Linked DNA regions of Mus musculus: region 1 is linked to region 2. The links are chromatin loops, found by intact Hi-C in ENCODE. Cell type or tissue: heart. All regions are shown on one strand. Links, peaks and the distances in the headings refer to the core of each region. The heading gives the core; the rest is flanking DNA.

Region 1 (8,338 bases), core at 141-8,140, 48 kb before region 2:
ATCCAGACATCTGAGCGTTTATTTCCACCTTCCCCTACTGCCTGAAGCACTTTTGCATTTCTTCATTGTTAGTATTGCCATGATCAGTGGAAGATCTCCCTACCTTCTTCCTATCCCGTTACCCTTCTCTTCTTCACAAGGAAGCCACATAGACTTCAAATATAGTCGCTTTATGATATCTTACTCATATTTTCAAACAGATTCCGTATCATCAAGAAGAAAACCAAGTCTGCCCGTTGTATATAGGCAATGGGGCCATATGCTTTGCATTTATTTGTTTTAGCTTTATATTTATAAGATAAAATACTACTGCCAAATGTTCCTTGTGCACCACAATATAAAGTTGTCCCTCGGTATACACCAAAGACTCATTCCAGAAACCGTAAAGACACTTGGAGGCCCACGTTTTTATGTGAATGAGACAATATTTGTCTCATGACATGAATCTAGCTAATAAGCTCATTTCATCTAGGTGTAGTTGTTGCACATTCTCCTCTATACCCTGAATCCTCTCTTGATCACATATGATTCCCCATGTGATGTACCATGGTCACACTGAGTTATTTTGAACAACAGAAATCTATTCCACTTCACTAGTGTTGCCTTTCTAACCCAAACTTTCTATCCATACTTGTTTGAATCCTCAGGTCTGCATCTTTAAGGTCAGGTGTGTTTATAAGATTGGATCCACTGGAACTAGACAGTTACAGACAGTTGTTGTCTTAGTTAGGGTTTCCATTGCTGTGAAGAGACACCATGACCAAGACAACTCTTACAAAAGACAACATTTAATTGGGGTTGGCTTACAGGTTCTGAGGCCCAGTCCATTTTCATTATGGTGGGAAACATGTCAGCATCCAGGCAGAAGTGAGTCTAGAGGAGCCAAAAGTTCTACATCTTAATCCTAAGGTAGCCAGGAAAAGACTGTCTTCCAGGCAGCTAGGAGGAGAGTCTCAACCCCACCCCCCCACCCCCAGTGAAACACTTCTTCCAACAAGGCCCACCTACTTCAACAAGGCCACACCCCAATAGTGACACTCCCTGCGCCAAGCATATTCAAAGCACCACAGTTGTTAACTGCCATATGGATTTTGGAAACTAAACCTCTAAACCTGGCTCCTCTGCAAGAGTACTTGTAAGCTCTGAGCCCTCTCTCCAGCTGGAGTTTAAGATTCAAACAGCAGCCTGCATGATCTCCATGCTAAGCTTTCATCACAGCCATCTGATGCTGAGTCATCATATATCTATGACATTTGAAACTCGTGAACACTTTATCACAGTGACAAACACTGTGGATCACTTAGAAGCAAGACTATGGTCCTACAGTCCTGTGGATGGGTATTAAAAACCCCAAAGAGACTCCGGATCAAGTCCTGGCTGCTTCTTTCCACCAGTTTCTCAATCAGCCTCACCTGCCATTTGCTTAGTTGGGCAGTCAGGGTCTGTTTACACTTTGACAGAGAAGGTTTCTTAGACTCTATAGCCTCAGGTTTGGATTTTAAGTTCACAGAGCACTTTTTTCTTCTACTGTGCTTCAAAATGCCAATTCCTCTATTCCCTAGAAGATATAAACATATGCCACTTTCTGGAGATGATTTCACATCCATGGGATGCTGATTTCACTTTGATTGTGTGTGTGTATGTGTGTGTGTGTGTGTGTTATGTTCCTGTGTGATGCATATACATCTGCATAGATGTAGCTGTCCCTATGCCTTGGCACATGTGCAGAAGTCAGAGGAAAACTCAGCAGGCAGTCTCTGTCTTTTGCCCTGATGGAGGTATGTTCTCCTAGGTATTTTTTTCTCCTATACATGCCAGGCTAGCTGGCCAACTTTCTGGGACTTTTCTGATTCCATCTCCTGCCTCGCATTTGAGACTTAGGATTAGAGATGTTTCTGCTGTGCATTCATCTTTTTACATGAGTCCTTGGGATCCGAACTTGGTTTTAATGCTTATGCAGTGAATGCTTTTACATACCGGGCCATCTCTCTAGCATGCCAGTCTTACTAATAGTGTATGTCAAGTTTCAATAATAGATTTACTTGTAATATAAAATACATAAATAAGTTCAAACTGTTAGTACATAGTTTATATTCTGATATAATTCAATAATGAGTGATATTTGCTGTGTGGAAATATTCCTCTAAATTTCATGGTATCTTTGAGAATCATGCTCATGTTAACTAACCAACTTCATGTTTACTTTCAAAGAATGTACCTTTGTCAGTAACCCCCAGGTTTTTATCATTTTTCTTTGTTAAGAAGTGAGTTCTGTATGAGAAAGAAAGCAAACTGATGAAATCGGCCTCCTCCAAAAAATATAACAATGATAGATCTCCCATGCCAATACAACACCAAATTGCCAAATGAATCAAGACAAAAGCATAGCTACCAAGAAGATGCACAGTTTCATCTCAGTTGTCCAAAGCAAAACCCAGTAATTCATGAGCTCTGGGATGGGGTCAGCAAACCAATGCCTTTCAGTCATCCGTTCAACAAGTGTGTATGCTGCTCTCAATTCACTGCCGTCAGTATGCAGGGGCACGCCCTTTGAGAAGCTCCCCATTGCTTATGAAGGTGTATGAAAACAGACGTTCAGTTGGACTTTACGCTAAGGCATTCCAGCCCTTGGATATCTGTCTATACACAGACTGTCCTCCACAGAGCCACCAGAGGTGTGAGAGAACAGCACAGTGAAGGAACAGCAGTGGCTGTTCCTTTAACACAGTCCTCAGAAAGAGTGCCATTGTGTGATTTGTCAGGAATCAGTATTTTTTAATTTTTAATTATTTAGAAAATTATGTTTTCATGTGTGTGAGAGAGAGTGTAGGTCTATACAGTGAGCATTGTGGCCACAGAGACCAGAAGTGGGCATTCAATCCCCTAAAGATAGAGTCACTTGTGAGCTCAACACATTGGTTCCAGGAATCAAACCTGGGTCCTTTTTGTAACAGTGGCATGCGCTCTAGAGCCATCTCTAAGCCTGGGAGATAATTTTTCTTAAGATGACACAAAGCCTCGAGACATGATAGCCAGATGCTGCCATGTTCACGTTTTCATAGTTTACAAACTTCCTTCTGTTTTTTGTATGTGTGAGCTGCAATCATATGGCTCCCAGGGATAGCTTTAGGGCTGCTTTTTTGGTGCAATCTTATTCTTGAGCATTCTGAGAGTCTTGATCATAGAAGCGACTCATTGAGGAAGCACAGAACTTCTCACTAGTAGGAATACTTGCCATCTTGTAAAGTTGTGTGTCACTGAAGAGAACTATTTGAAGACAAGTAATACAGCTCATCTTTCTATTTCATAGGTAGAGACACTGAGACCAAAAAAAAAAAAAAAAAAAAAAAAAAGACAAAATAGCTTATCCAGAATCCTTAAAAATAAATATCACCAAGCTGGATCTAGTTTTGTTTGTTTGTTTGTTTGTTTTTGTTTGTTTGGGGTTTTTTGTTTTGTTTATGTGATCTCCAAGAGATTTCTCTCCTGCCAGACTTCTCTCAGCAGCAGAGCCCAGTGCTATCTCCCTAAAGCAAACGTTCCCATCTATTTCAGGCATGAGAGTAGGCCAAACTGGGTCTGAGCCACTCAGAGCCATTTGTCAGGGCTACTCTCCCACTACACAGTGCCAAGCTGGCATCTGGTTCTGGGCCCTAGCACTTATGCTCTCGTAATTAAAGAGCTGACGTATCCAAACAACCATAACTTAAGTGCTTCATGGTCAGCGAGTAGAGGCCAAATGTGGAAGAGAGTGTTGACTCATTAGGTTAGAAGGGGCCAGTTTATAAATTTCCAGCCTTGTTTGTCTCTCATGACAGGTACATAAATGCTGAAATTGCTACAGATGGCTTCTTATAAAATTGAGCTCCAAATAGTCACCAACTTGAGGCAAGGTGAACAAGACCTGTTTTATTCTACTCTGGCTAGATGGTACTGTTTGGAGGCCAGTGAGTTTGGAGTCAGTTTCAGTCTTGAGACTGGTCTTGCTTACTCAGTGGGATGTGCCAGAACCAGTGTGGTGAGAAAAACCCTTTGTGGTTCTTCATGAAACACCATAACAACCTTGCTGATGTCACAGAGTGTGCAGATGACTCTCTGAACTCTCTTCTCAGAACAACTACCCACCCCAAGAGGCCACACTGCAGATCTGTAGGCAAAAACTGCAAGATTTCCTACAGCTTCAGCTAAGACTCACTGGTGTTCTCCAGTGTGTTAGTGGTTGTTTGTTTGTTTGTTTGTTTTATTTTGCTTTTTGTCTAGGCTCCACCCCACGGTTACCTGGCAACAGCCAGGTATGCCTGATTCACTATAAAAGGGTTGCTTGCCCTCCCACCCCCCTCTCTTGTTTCTGCTCTGTCCCCTTGTTCTTGCTCCCCCTCCCTCCCCATTTCCCTTCCCCTTCTCTCTCCATGTGCTCATGGGTAGCCTCTATTCCTCCTCTCTCTCTCTCCTCTCTCTCTCTCTCTCTCTCTCTCTCTCTCTCTCTCTCTCTCTCTCTCTCTCTCTCTCTCCCTCTCTCTCTCCCTCTCTCCCTCTCTCTCTCTTCCTTTCTCTGTCTCCACCACACTCTCAAATCCCCTCCCCCTGCCCTGAATAAAATCTATTCTATACTATGCCATCGTTGTGTGGCTGGTGCCTCAGGGGAAGGGATGCCTCAGTCTGGGCCCACAGAAACACCCCCTTCCCCCACACCTGACTGCACACCCACCAAACATATTCCTTCTCTATTTTTTCTAAAACACAACACAGTACACAGTCTGATTTTTTTCTGGACTAACAAGTTTCATTTCTTCCTAAAACAATGTATAGTCTTGCTACTTAAAGTATGGCCAAGAGCATAGCAATCTCTGTGAATTTTTCTGACATACAGAATCCCCTACTTCATATACTCAGACTCACTTCATGGGAACATGCATTTTAAATAGATCCTTGGATGATTCTGAATGCATATTAAACTTGAAAAACACTGATCTAAGCATTAAAAATTTTGCACTGTAGCGTTATCTATAGCTCTGTCCATATTCACCACCTAAGTCTGAGGTATTTACATAAAGAAAAGAGTCCAATGCAATCCAGAACTCCCTTTAAGTAAATTCCAGCTTTACCCTTGCAGTTTTATCCCTTCTGTTATTCCCTCTACTATATTTTGTAGCAGAGTTTGATTTGATCATTAGTGGAGTCTTCAAGGGAGGGGGTAAATATTTCAGATTATAATAATTGCTAGTCACCATGTTGGGTATTAAGAAATCACTCCTTCACTTGTACACGCAGTTTGCCAACGAGCTCTTCTGGGTTTACTTTCTGAATTTTCTAATCCTAGTTGATATTCTCATCATTTATGGCATGGTCATTGAAATGTTCTTTCATCTTTATTAATAGACATCTATCTGTGTGGCATGTTGTTCTTATCCAATGCATTGTCCAAATGGTCTTAAGGAAGAACATTCTGAAAAGCAAATCAGATCTTCAGGCCTTGTTTCTTAAGATGTAACATCCCACAGAGGCAGTCCTTTAAGTATGTCCTGAAAGCTTTTTTTATAGTGGTACATTTTCTTACCTGCTTAATCCAACTTCCTCTACTCTCCTACTTTCACTCCAGTCCATAGCACATACTTTGTCTCCTCCTTGAGCAAGGCTGCCTCTATAATGAGCAATAATGTTTGCCCTTTCCTCTCAGATAATTTTGTTTCTTCTAAGACTATGTAACTCTTCCTATCACTGAGTTTTAAGCTAGACTGAGCAACAGTACAAGAGCCTGTCTCCAAACAAAACTCTTTTTAACTTCTTGAGTGACAGATATTCTGGAGTTATAACAAGTGTGTGTGTGTGTGTGTGTGTATAGTTAGACTACATGTGCACATGTGGGGATACATAAGTAGATGCCAGAGATTGATGTCAGATATATTCTCAATCAATCTTCATTTTGAGGGGGGAGGGAATGGCTTTCCTACTGAACCTAGAGCTCACTGATTGGCTAGATTGGCTAGCCAAAAGCCCCAGGGATCCTCCTGTCTTTGTTTTCCCAGTCCTCAGATCTTAGGTGCACACCATCATTTTCAGCCTCTTATGTGTGTGATAGAGTTCTGAACTCAGGTCTGCACAATTTGTACAGCAAGCATTCCATGAAGAAGGGAAACTCCTTGAGACATAGACATTAAGGGGAAGCGAAACATTCTATCCTACAGGAAAACTCCTTAAGCTTAAGATGAAAACAACTCAATGGCTCCAGGAAGTTCCTGAATCTGACCAGATTCCCCAGACCCCTCTCTTCCTAAACATATGTAAGTTGTAGTGGCCCCTGAGACTCACTCTTAAGATACCTGCACTGCTTGGAAGAGACTGAGACCAACCAAGACAGCTCCCCCTCCCCAGCCTGCTGAGCTGTCTGTAGGCTGTGCAGTGTGTTCCAGGTATCCAGCTTTCATGAGCTGTTCCTCACCTTGGGGTGGACTTCTGTTGATTTCTGCCCCTTAAGTAACCCTTTATCCAGATTCCTGAAAAGTATCCCTGTGAACTCAAGGGCTCTCTAATTGACTTTGGTAATAGATGTATTTTGGTCCCTCCTTGATTCCATATCTGAGATATTCCCATTTACACAGGAATAGTGTCGTACAATATAGCCCAGTTTTCTACTTCAGAAATCAAGCTACATTCATATTCTGTGTCTCATCTCCATTCATCATTTGTGAGGTCTAAAACACACCTTATATTCATTTTTATTGAAAACAATAATTGGAGTTTTATTTTACATAAACACGACCTTATCATATACCAGATGACATTCTGGAAATTGTACATGGATTTACAGGTTTAAACTTTGCTATTCTCTCCTAGGTACTGGATACAGGCTGTAGATGAGAAAAGCATCAGCACAGAAAACATCTGCAGGGTGTCTTGCTTTCTGCCATTACAACTTCTAACTCTAGAATTCATACCTTGGACAGACAATTGCCTTATCTTTCAAGTGTTACACCCTTACCTATTCTAGCTAGGTCTGAACCCCTGTCACAAAGTTCTCCTGTACTTTGTCTATTGCTGCTCCTCATTGCAGCCCTGAATAGGAGAGATAAAATAACTATAAGATGATTTACTGTTTCTCATTAGATATGAATATTTAATTAATGCTGATATGAAGACTAATACTACAGGGTATATAAAATGCCTTATGGTGACAACCACTTATAACATATAAATGCGAATTACAGTCTGAAGATTAGGAGTGATTTTAAAGGATTGATTATAGACTTCTCTCAGATATCCAGGCTCCATAAATGCTCTGTGCACTACAAGATGCTCATTAACACACTGAGCAGCTACAAAGAGTAAGAAACGTCACTGTAGGAGAAAATTCCCGGAAACACCAGGGTTAGGTTTTTCTTTCCTCCTAAGTGCCCTTCCCCACAAAGAGATCGCTCTCTCAAATTTACCAAGTTCAGATACAGATCCTTGAAATTTCAGATTCTTGGTTTTGAGATAACTGTCAAGATAATGTTTACTGGGCCTGGGAAGATGGCTTATCAGTTAAGAGCACTTCCTGCTCCTGAAGAAGACTGATCATTTCAGCTCCCAGAACCCACATCACACAGCTCACAACTGCCTGTAACACCAGATCTTGGGGATTCCACAGTCTCTTTCTGCCTCTTTCAGCACTCGCAATCATGAACACACACACTCTCTCTCACACACATACACACACTGCGGAGGGAGGGGGGCAGTAATAAATATACTAAAAATAATTCTCTTTTTAAAGAAAAAAGAAGCAGCTTAGCATAGAGCCCATCCTCTTGTCAGTTCTGTTAGCAGGCAGGACAGACACCTTTACAAAAATGTGGTCCGAAGCCTTCTAGTTCTACCACAGATTGCACCCACGGACATGAAGGTTCTTAGATGGGTGTGCGTAGCACCATCCTCTGGGAAACTCAAGAATTGCAAACTAGATGCCAGGGATGTCTGACCTGGGAATCCATCAATCCGGAACCCTTGCGCTTACAAAGCTGAATCTGATTAAGAAATGATGCTAAATCTGATATGTAAAATTGCGAGTTCTAATTAGGGAGCAGGGAGGCAGAAGAAGAGGCTAAAATAATAGTGAGGGTGTCTGAAGAAAGTCATAAGAAATTATAATATTAACTAGTCGCCTTAAAATCCCTACAATACATGTGTATAACTATACATATATAGTTTTGGGTTTTTTTTTTTTATCATTTTGGCTGACAATGCTCTTCCCAATAGCCAAAAACCACCTAAAAAAACACACCAACACTAGGCATGAAAAGCTATCTTTTGAGTTTTTGGTCAGGGTTGTTAAAGAGACTCTCAAAACATTACAGGCTATTGT
Region 2 (8,338 bases), core at 10-8,009:
AGCCCTCCCACGGGAAATGAGCAAGGAGGCTGCTGGCTGGCAGACAAGCAGGTGTACCCTTAAGAAGCCATGGAGATTAGCTGGGGCTTATCCAAACCTCTGCAGGAGGCAAATCTCTCCTGGCTCCCCCAGGAGACTCCGGTACTCACTCTTCTGGCATCAAATAAGCCAGACGCAGAATGGATGTCAACTTGGCCTTTTGTGAATCCAGAGACCCCTGAGCGAGCATCTGGACACCATCAGACTCACCAGGGCCCCAAAGATAGTGAGCACTTGGAGAGATGTCAAAGGAAAGGAAAAGAGGGAGAAAAAGAAAAGCTGAAAGCCAGGGTCACAGACAGATGAAGCCTCATGCACACACGTGACTGGATCTCCGTCTCAGACACAATTGTTTCCTGCCCAAATCGGACCAAGTGCAGTGTTCTTAAAAGTATGACTTCCCTACTGAGAATAAGTGCCACCAGCAAGGGTAAAACTCAGCCCTCAAAGGATGAGGGATCTCTTTGGGTGGGTGGGGAGTCCTAAAAGAAATAAACAAATGAACAATTTCAACATTGAGACTACAGGAAAACAGATCCCCATTCCACAGAGAACATGTCAACCTGGCATCATGTTCAAGTCCACGGATATCCCGGATAGTGTGTCAGCTCTAGACTCGGTGGAAAAACACCGGTTCTGCTGTGTGTAACATCAGCTGTGTGACCTTGAGCAAGTGGGATAAACTCTCTGAGAATCAAGCATCCCATCCCAACAATGTCTCCCCCAAAGGATTGTCTGGGCATTGATAGTTTATATAAGCATCTATGATAGTATCTGCCACTTAGGAAGAAAGAAAAAGTTCTTCACTCTCTCCTAAGGAAAAGAGAATATATTGTATAAGAGATGCTCTACCTGTTACATAAAAACAGATGTAAAACAGAGTAGAAAATCCCATCCTTTCCCTGTTGATTTACTTGCTCATTATTGCTATGTGATTGACACCATAAAAATGGCCTAGTTGTTGCCTCAGAAGGCCCCAGTGATTGCCATGGTGAAAGGAATCCATCCCACAGATAGCAGATCTATGTGGGAGATGATAACTTCAGCTGCCTTTCAAATATGATTGAAAATCACCAAGGAAACGTGGTGGACATGGGATTTGAGCATGAGCTAGCACCCATGGTCTGAGCTAACTCTGTAGCTGTGTTAGCTGAGCCTCCATCACTATGCCAAAATGCTTGACACAACCAACTTTTAAGGGGAAAGATTTATTTCGGCTCATGAGTTTACAAGTGTCAGTTCTGGTTTTTTGGGTCTGTTGCTTCAAAGTACATCATGGCAGAACCCTGTGGCAGAAGATACTTACTCATATCATCCCTACCAAAGGGCACAGTCTCAATGTCTCCTCCATGGACATAGCCCCAATGACCTAACTTTCTTCCACTTGACCCTACCTCCCTCCTAAAGGTTCTATCTCCTCCCAGTAGGACCACAGGCTGCCAGGCCAGCCATTAGCACACAGACCTTTGGAAGACACTCAGGATAGAAACTATAACAGGAGTGAGTTCTCTTGTTTTCAACTATTCTGTGTCCATGTACAAGACAATTTGCTCTGGAGTGGCTTAAAGTTCAATGTCTCCAACTTAATAGCAACAGCAAGTACAATGGTAATTGTATTCTGCTTTCGACCTCCACCAGCCCTTATGGGGGGGGGGTGAAGATCGTAACTCAGAATGCCAAGTCATAGACTTCTCTCCATGTAGCTCTCCATCATTCTTGGAAGTAGGAAGGTTCCTTTAAGAAGCCAAATTGTGTTGAGTCCTAGATTTGGTTCTTCCCAGAGATGGTTGAATTTTTACTCTTCTTAAACTTGACCTATCACCCAGCCCTTAAGTTTCTGTGATCTTGGAAGTGGAAGGAAGTACTTATTCAAACCTCCCCCTCTCACTTTATACAGAAAATAGAGAGAGGTTCAAAGAAGTGAATAGCTTCCCCAAGGCCATGAGACTGATGTGCCTAACACTCCACTCAATACTTCCTTCCCTAGTGGTCAGGCAGGGTTTTAGGTTTGTGTAGATGAAAGACACAGTCTTCCTGAAAAGGTATTGTCATCACCACAGGCCCGAGTGCACGGGTCCCATGATGAAGGAACTCCGAGCCAGGTGTAACAATAGCAGAGGGATCAGCACAAATGCCCAAACAGCCTACTGAGCATCCCTGGGGGAAATAAATAAATAGCATACAAAAGTTATCCTTTTAATTCAAAGAGTTATCTGGGATCCTCAATGGTAGTCAAAGTTCATGAAACTACTGTGGTGATTATGAAGATGGAAAAATTATTATTTGACTTACACTCGTAATAGCCTCTGGTTGCAGAAAGGATTCCTGTCTCCTGGAAGAGACATGGTGAATAAGGTCAACTGAAGTTGTTTGGTTTTGGAAACATTATCTTGTTGGAGAAAACACTTACTCTTTGCACTTAGGAGCTCCTGGTGGTCTCAGTTGGTCAGCAATAGTGAAACTCTCCTGAAACATCACAGCCTCGGGAAGATGAGGTCAGTCCATTGCAGGATTCACTAAGAGTGAACAGAGAAAGCTGAGTTACCTGGAGTAGGGGTACAATGACTGCACCACGGTCCCAACATTCACCCATGTCATCTCACACGTGGGTGCCCTTAACAAGCTGGGTTTTGTCCCCAGTATTTAACAAACTCCCTTGAATATCTTCTTTACTTGAATATACTTCTTTGAGTGCTGTACTGGGTTTAGGGAGCCAGCAACCTCTGCCTGAACTCTTCATCCTAGAGTATGGGAAGCCATTAACAAAAAGTTTTCAAGACCACAACATATGAGACATTTTGGGCTGGTGTGACTGCATTAATGGAAACACACATTTCTCCCTGAACATTACTGTCAGATGAGACAGTGAAACCCACAGGAATGAGAAGGAAAGCAAGTGTCCCACCCGAGACTATACACACTTCACTTGCTATTCCCCGATGCCTCATCTCCGAACTTGGGTGTAGCCCAAAGCTGAGGCTGAGATCACACAAGCTCCCACTTCTGTTCGTGCTGTGAGCCTCCCAAAGGAGCATTCCCTATCCCCTGGCTTCAGAGGACACAAACCTTCCTTTGATCAGGAAGGCAAGCAGCCAGGCCATGCAAACAGCAAAGGCGATCAACACCAGCATCTGGACTGCAAGGTTGACTGTATTGTCTTCACGAATTAAAAATGACACATCGCAAAGATTACACGGCTCTGGTAGACCTCATGGCCTGCCTGACATGCTGGTTCAGTCTAAATCACGGACTCATTCAGACACCCAAACAAATTAACACATGTTTCTTGATGATACAAAATTGCATCTGTGTGTGTGTGTGTGTGTGTGTGTTCAAACCACTATACAAACACATCATCAATTAAATATTTATCAGACTTCCACTGACCTATGAAAGTCATCATCCACTAGCCCTCAGAGCACCATGGCTGGCTGGTTTTAAAAGCTAGCTTGCAGCTTTGGTCAGTGGAACACATTAGACCTTTCTCTGTGAAAAGCTCTTTCTATCTTTTGAACCGGATCCACACCCTGGGCTGAATGAAGCTTTTAGAACCAGTGAGAACCAGATGGCCCTCCGAGATCATTTTTGAATGTTTGGATCTGAGTCATTTGTATGCAGAAGGTTTCACAAAATAGCAATCTGGGTGGCAGGCTCCAGGCTGGGTCCAGCTTTCCAGACAGCCCATCTTTGCCTACAATTGAGAAGACAATATTGTAAGGTTCCATAAAAATATTGCAACATTTATCTATATGTGTAGCATCAAATAAATGAAGTGTACTTGTCAGGCTGCTATTTCTATGGGAGGTCTCACAGCTCCGCCTTCTCTCCCCTCCTCCCCCACCCCATTCCTTTTGCTTGTTTCCATTCCACCTATAGGGTTTTGTTTTGTTTTGTTTAAATCACAGGCATAGAGCCAGCATTGTGAACCAGCCAGCAGAGGGTACTACGTTACTGGTGCAATAATCCAAGCCACAACAAACACGGAGCTGAGAACATTTAGATGAATTAAAATGGGCTCCACTCAAATTGTGCTCTGGGAGTTCCTCGTTTACAAAGGAAAGGCTGTGGGATGGAAGATATGAGAAGGAGCAGATCCACAAGGTCTGCTCATCCATAAGGAAAGGCGAGGGTCTTAGTCTGAGAGCAGACCAAGGGGTGGAGCACACTCAAGTTCAAAAAGGGGGACGTGATCCAAACTAAGAGGTACGCTTACAGTCATTTACTGTAGAGGAAAACAACTAACTTATATTAACACAGATATAAGCAGAGGGATATTATCGCAATCTTATTTCCAGTCACTCCAAGCTGGAAGGAATCAGAATGCCCCGTAATCCACGAATGGAAGACCAAGAACAGTGTTGTTACATGCGGAACACTATGGAGCTACAAAAGCGAGGAAGTTCTAGCTGGATGAGGATGTGGTAACTTATGACTGTAATCCCAACACTCAAGATGCTGAGACAGGGGATTAATGCTAGTTCAACACTGATGTGGATGGCATAGTAAGGATCTGATCGAATAATAATGAAAAGAGTTACTGACAGAGCAATACGGATGAGCCTAAAGGACATTGTATTGAGTGGAGGACGCCATCCACCCACCCCACCCCCACTCCCTGCCAAGTGTCACCTTCTAATTCCGTTAATACACTACTCTCAGCAAACTTGGGGCTCTAAAGACAGGACATGGCAGAGGTATGTGAGTACAAAGCAGTGGTATGGGAAAACATTTAGGATGGCAAATGTTCTGCTATGAGTGATGATTCCAAACAGGAATTAAAATCATAGACCCACACACCCAAGAAAATTAATTTCTTTATATGCTAGTTTTAGAAGTAAAAGATTTTAAAGAAAAAATATGTGTTTAAGATGACTGCTATAAATATACATATGTATACACATACATATACATGCACATGCACACACACACACACACACACACACACACACACACACACACACACACACACACACCCTGACACAACTGTGAGCAGTATAGGATAAGCGGATACATGAGAAGTCTGGAGAGTGGGGGAAGGAAGCTGTTAACTCAATGGTAGACTGCTTCTCTGCCTGGCACATGCAAGAATCTGTTTTCAATTTTGCTTTGAAAGTGGGGAGAGGATGCTGTGGGTAAAGTGCATTTGTGGTCATCTCCAAAAATATGCAGAAAGACCAAACATAGAAGGTCGGGGTGAAACTGAACCCAATAGACCAGGTTAGCAAGAACCAGGTAAGATGAGACTCCACATGGCAGATTGGTATATATGCATAGTAGGGCTTCACTGCCTCCAGCAGCTCAGGCTGAAGGGACCAGATGAGCCATCTGGCTCCACATGGTGGTGACACAGCCATGGCTAACAATCATTACTGGTACCATATCAGGGTCTGCCCAGCTTAGAACCGACATCCATGAGAGTATGAAATATTCTCTAGGGATTTCTCTCCCCAGCTTACTGGGGGAAAAAAAAAGGCTCACTAGCTCTGGGCAGGAACTCAGGTGAGAGGCCAAGTAGCCAGAGAAAAACTGACCAATCCTTGTGAGAAGTTTATCATCCCCAGACCCTTGTTATGTCTCGAAGCTCATCTGTTATCTAGCTTGGGATAGCATTTCCTCTTATCCAGGGCAGTTATCAGCCTGTGGGCTACAATCCCCACAGGGTTCACGTATCAGATATCTTACATAACAGACATCTACATTACCATTCATAACAGCAGCAAAATTATAGTTATGAAGTAGCAATGAAATAATTTTATGGTTGGAGGTCAACACAGCATGAGGAACTGTATTAAAGGGTCTCAGTGTTAAGAAGGTTGAGAACCACTGCTCCTATCTGTCCTAAGAGGACATGACTATATTTGACATCTTTAAGGAATAAAATAGGTGATTCCTCCATACCTCCACACCATTGGCATCCACATTCAATTCACCACGTCCCTTGGCCTTTTAGTACTTGCTAGGATTGTTTTGGGATGAATTGCTTATCAATTCTCGCATTGGCTTTCTCCATTAGCCATCTCTTAATCACTGAAAAAAAAAAAGTCCAGGAATTTTTGCCTATTAATCCCCTCCAATGCCTATTCATGGTTTTTATTTCCATCTAATTCTAGGGAGCTCGGAGGCAGGAGGACTGACGTATACCCATGTATGTGGAGCTCTCAGATCCCACGATCTGATCTGAGATCTGGTTGAGAAGCTGAGATCCCACTCTGCTTCTAACTACATGCAAGACTTTGAATCTCTTCCTCTTTCTCTTTATTTCCTCTACAATGTGAACTGGTTAGTTCAGAAGACCTTCAGAGGGGCTTTTGAATCTGACATTACTCTCCTGTGTTCAATTCTAAGCATTCGTGGGAAACCATTAAGTTGATGCACACAAGAACTAATAATTTCAGTTTAACTCAAGATTTCTGAGATTTCTACTCCTTTGGAGATACATAAGAGCCAGAATGCAACTAAAATAATAAAGGAAAAAATAACAACCTTAAAATGCATGTGGTAGCACAAACAGCCCCTGATAACCCAAGCAAAACATGAATGAAAACATCCACGAAACGGCTCCACATTCAATAAATAAGCACAGTGAAGATTAATAATAAACAATAGTTATTATATACAGGTATAAGCATAAGAGTAATTAACCACTAGGAAGTTAAAATATTTTTAAATCAAATTAAATTGGAGAAAGAGCAGATCCTACCTTAAAGGACATTTATCCTAACCAATCAGAACAAGACTCTGAGTAAAGGATTTGTGTGATATTCTACTAACTGGAACCACTTGAGACTTTTATTTAACCTCTCAGAATCTATTTCATCTACAAATTGAGGTAATAATGACTCTGGCTGTAAGTAAGGGGTAAATGGCAGAATACTTAGTTTTATTATTCAGTCACTTGTATCATTCCTGCTCTATTGAAGTGTTTGAACCTTTTTGGCCATTTATCTCCATCATAACCCTCCCCCATCTGCTGAGGTAACACTCCCCTAGTGCTGTAAGAAGCAAATCTAGTTCACCCTTCCAGGAACACTTCTCTGTCCCCACCAGCACAGCTGTCCATTGCCTCTGGGTTTCTGCTGCCATTGATGAACACTTATCTGTACTGCTTCACAACTGACTTGGACATCTGTGCTTTTAAGTGCTTCAAAAGTCCAACATTCTATATGGTACAGTCAATCTACCGTCCAAGACCACTTATCCAGCAGAGCCCAGAATCTTATGCGGAGCCCTGATTCTCTTCTTAGATTCATCTTGGTCACATCAACTGGATATTTAAGTATTTACAACGTTTCCTCTCCATAACAACATTCTCCAGCCGTCCTGCTTGCTGATTCTTGTCCATCTTCTCAGATCCAGCTTTCCTTACCACCATCATCATGCCTAACTTAAGCATCCCTGATGACATCGTTTAACATCAGACTTGGAATGATGACGTATTAGCAAGCTTTACCAAAATATCCCTGCTTACTTCCTCACCACCTCCTATCATATCAGGTGCTCAGGTAGAGAAGACAAAAGCTAGAAGATGAAAACATCTTTGGATATATGTACACACTTCTCATTTTGTTCTGAGATGTTGCCCACCCTTAACGAATACTGCTTCTTAATCTTTTCCTCTACAGCCTGCTCTCCTACCCAAGTCGCTTTCCAAAGTCTCCATTTCCTTCCATTTACCACCAGCTACAGCCAAACCAAAAGAGATTCCCCTTCCCTTAAACACACCACCGACTTTCACAAGTCCATGCTTCGCATCTTGTCTTTATGTCCTCTCAGAATCCCTTGTTTTCATCTCCCTCTCTCCTTGCCTTCAATACTTACATCCAACACTACCTCTCTTGAAGCCTGACTAATTCCTAGTCCCTTCCAGATGGGTCCATCTCTGATCTCTCTAAGTCTCCACACCACTTTGCTCACCGGGTTCTACTTCTGTGGGCTTGCTGGACTCTCAAAGGTATAAAGATTTATACTTCAGACTCCTGGGTAAGATTTCATGTTTCTATCATGGTGTACTGTCTATGCCACCCCTGTATGTGGTATGTTTAAGGTCTTGCATGTCTTCTAAACTAGACCACGATATCTTCAAATATAGACAGTGTCCTTTTACTCTTTTGAGTCCCATTCACGAGCATAATGCTAGTGAATAGAAAATTCAGATTAGATTGTCCCCTCCAGAAACCTTCCACGCCCTGTGAAGTGTCTACAGGTTGCTACTGTGACAACTGGACTGAATTCATCATTATCTCTTTACAGATGACAGATTTCTTGAGCACCTTTTATTATATACATTAGATAATATAGT

The links. A loop is a pair of places that touch in the nucleus more often than their neighbours do. Peaks named below come from ENCODE experiments on the same cell type or tissue, not always from the same donor. Only the 100,000 strongest peaks of a DNase experiment are listed, where the experiment ranks them.
Region 1: a loop joins it to region 2, with 1.9 times the contacts of the local background. A loop is called at or near these places in 4 of 42 quality-filtered maps.

What each region holds. Positions count from the first base shown.
Region 1 is chr9:41,435,446-41,443,783 of GRCm38, reverse strand. The region is part of intron 3 of Mir100hg (Mir100 Mirlet7a-2 Mir125b-1 cluster host gene); the gene reads right to left. Among named protein-coding and RNA genes, the nearest start is that of Mir100hg, 63 kb to the right of the region's middle. In heart, for the core only: a CTCF peak has its summit at 7,919; a DNase peak (open chromatin) is centred at 3,613.
Region 2 is chr9:41,387,411-41,395,748 of GRCm38, reverse strand. It overlaps Mir100hg (Mir100 Mirlet7a-2 Mir125b-1 cluster host gene), which reads right to left. Exons shown (of 5, transcript NR_131928.1): 2 at 2,450-2,555. Among named protein-coding and RNA genes, the nearest start is that of Mir100hg, 15 kb to the right of the region's middle. In heart, for the core only: a CTCF peak has its summit at 3,971 (motif pointing right); no DNase peak of the experiment used is centred there; H3K27ac peaks cover 162 bases.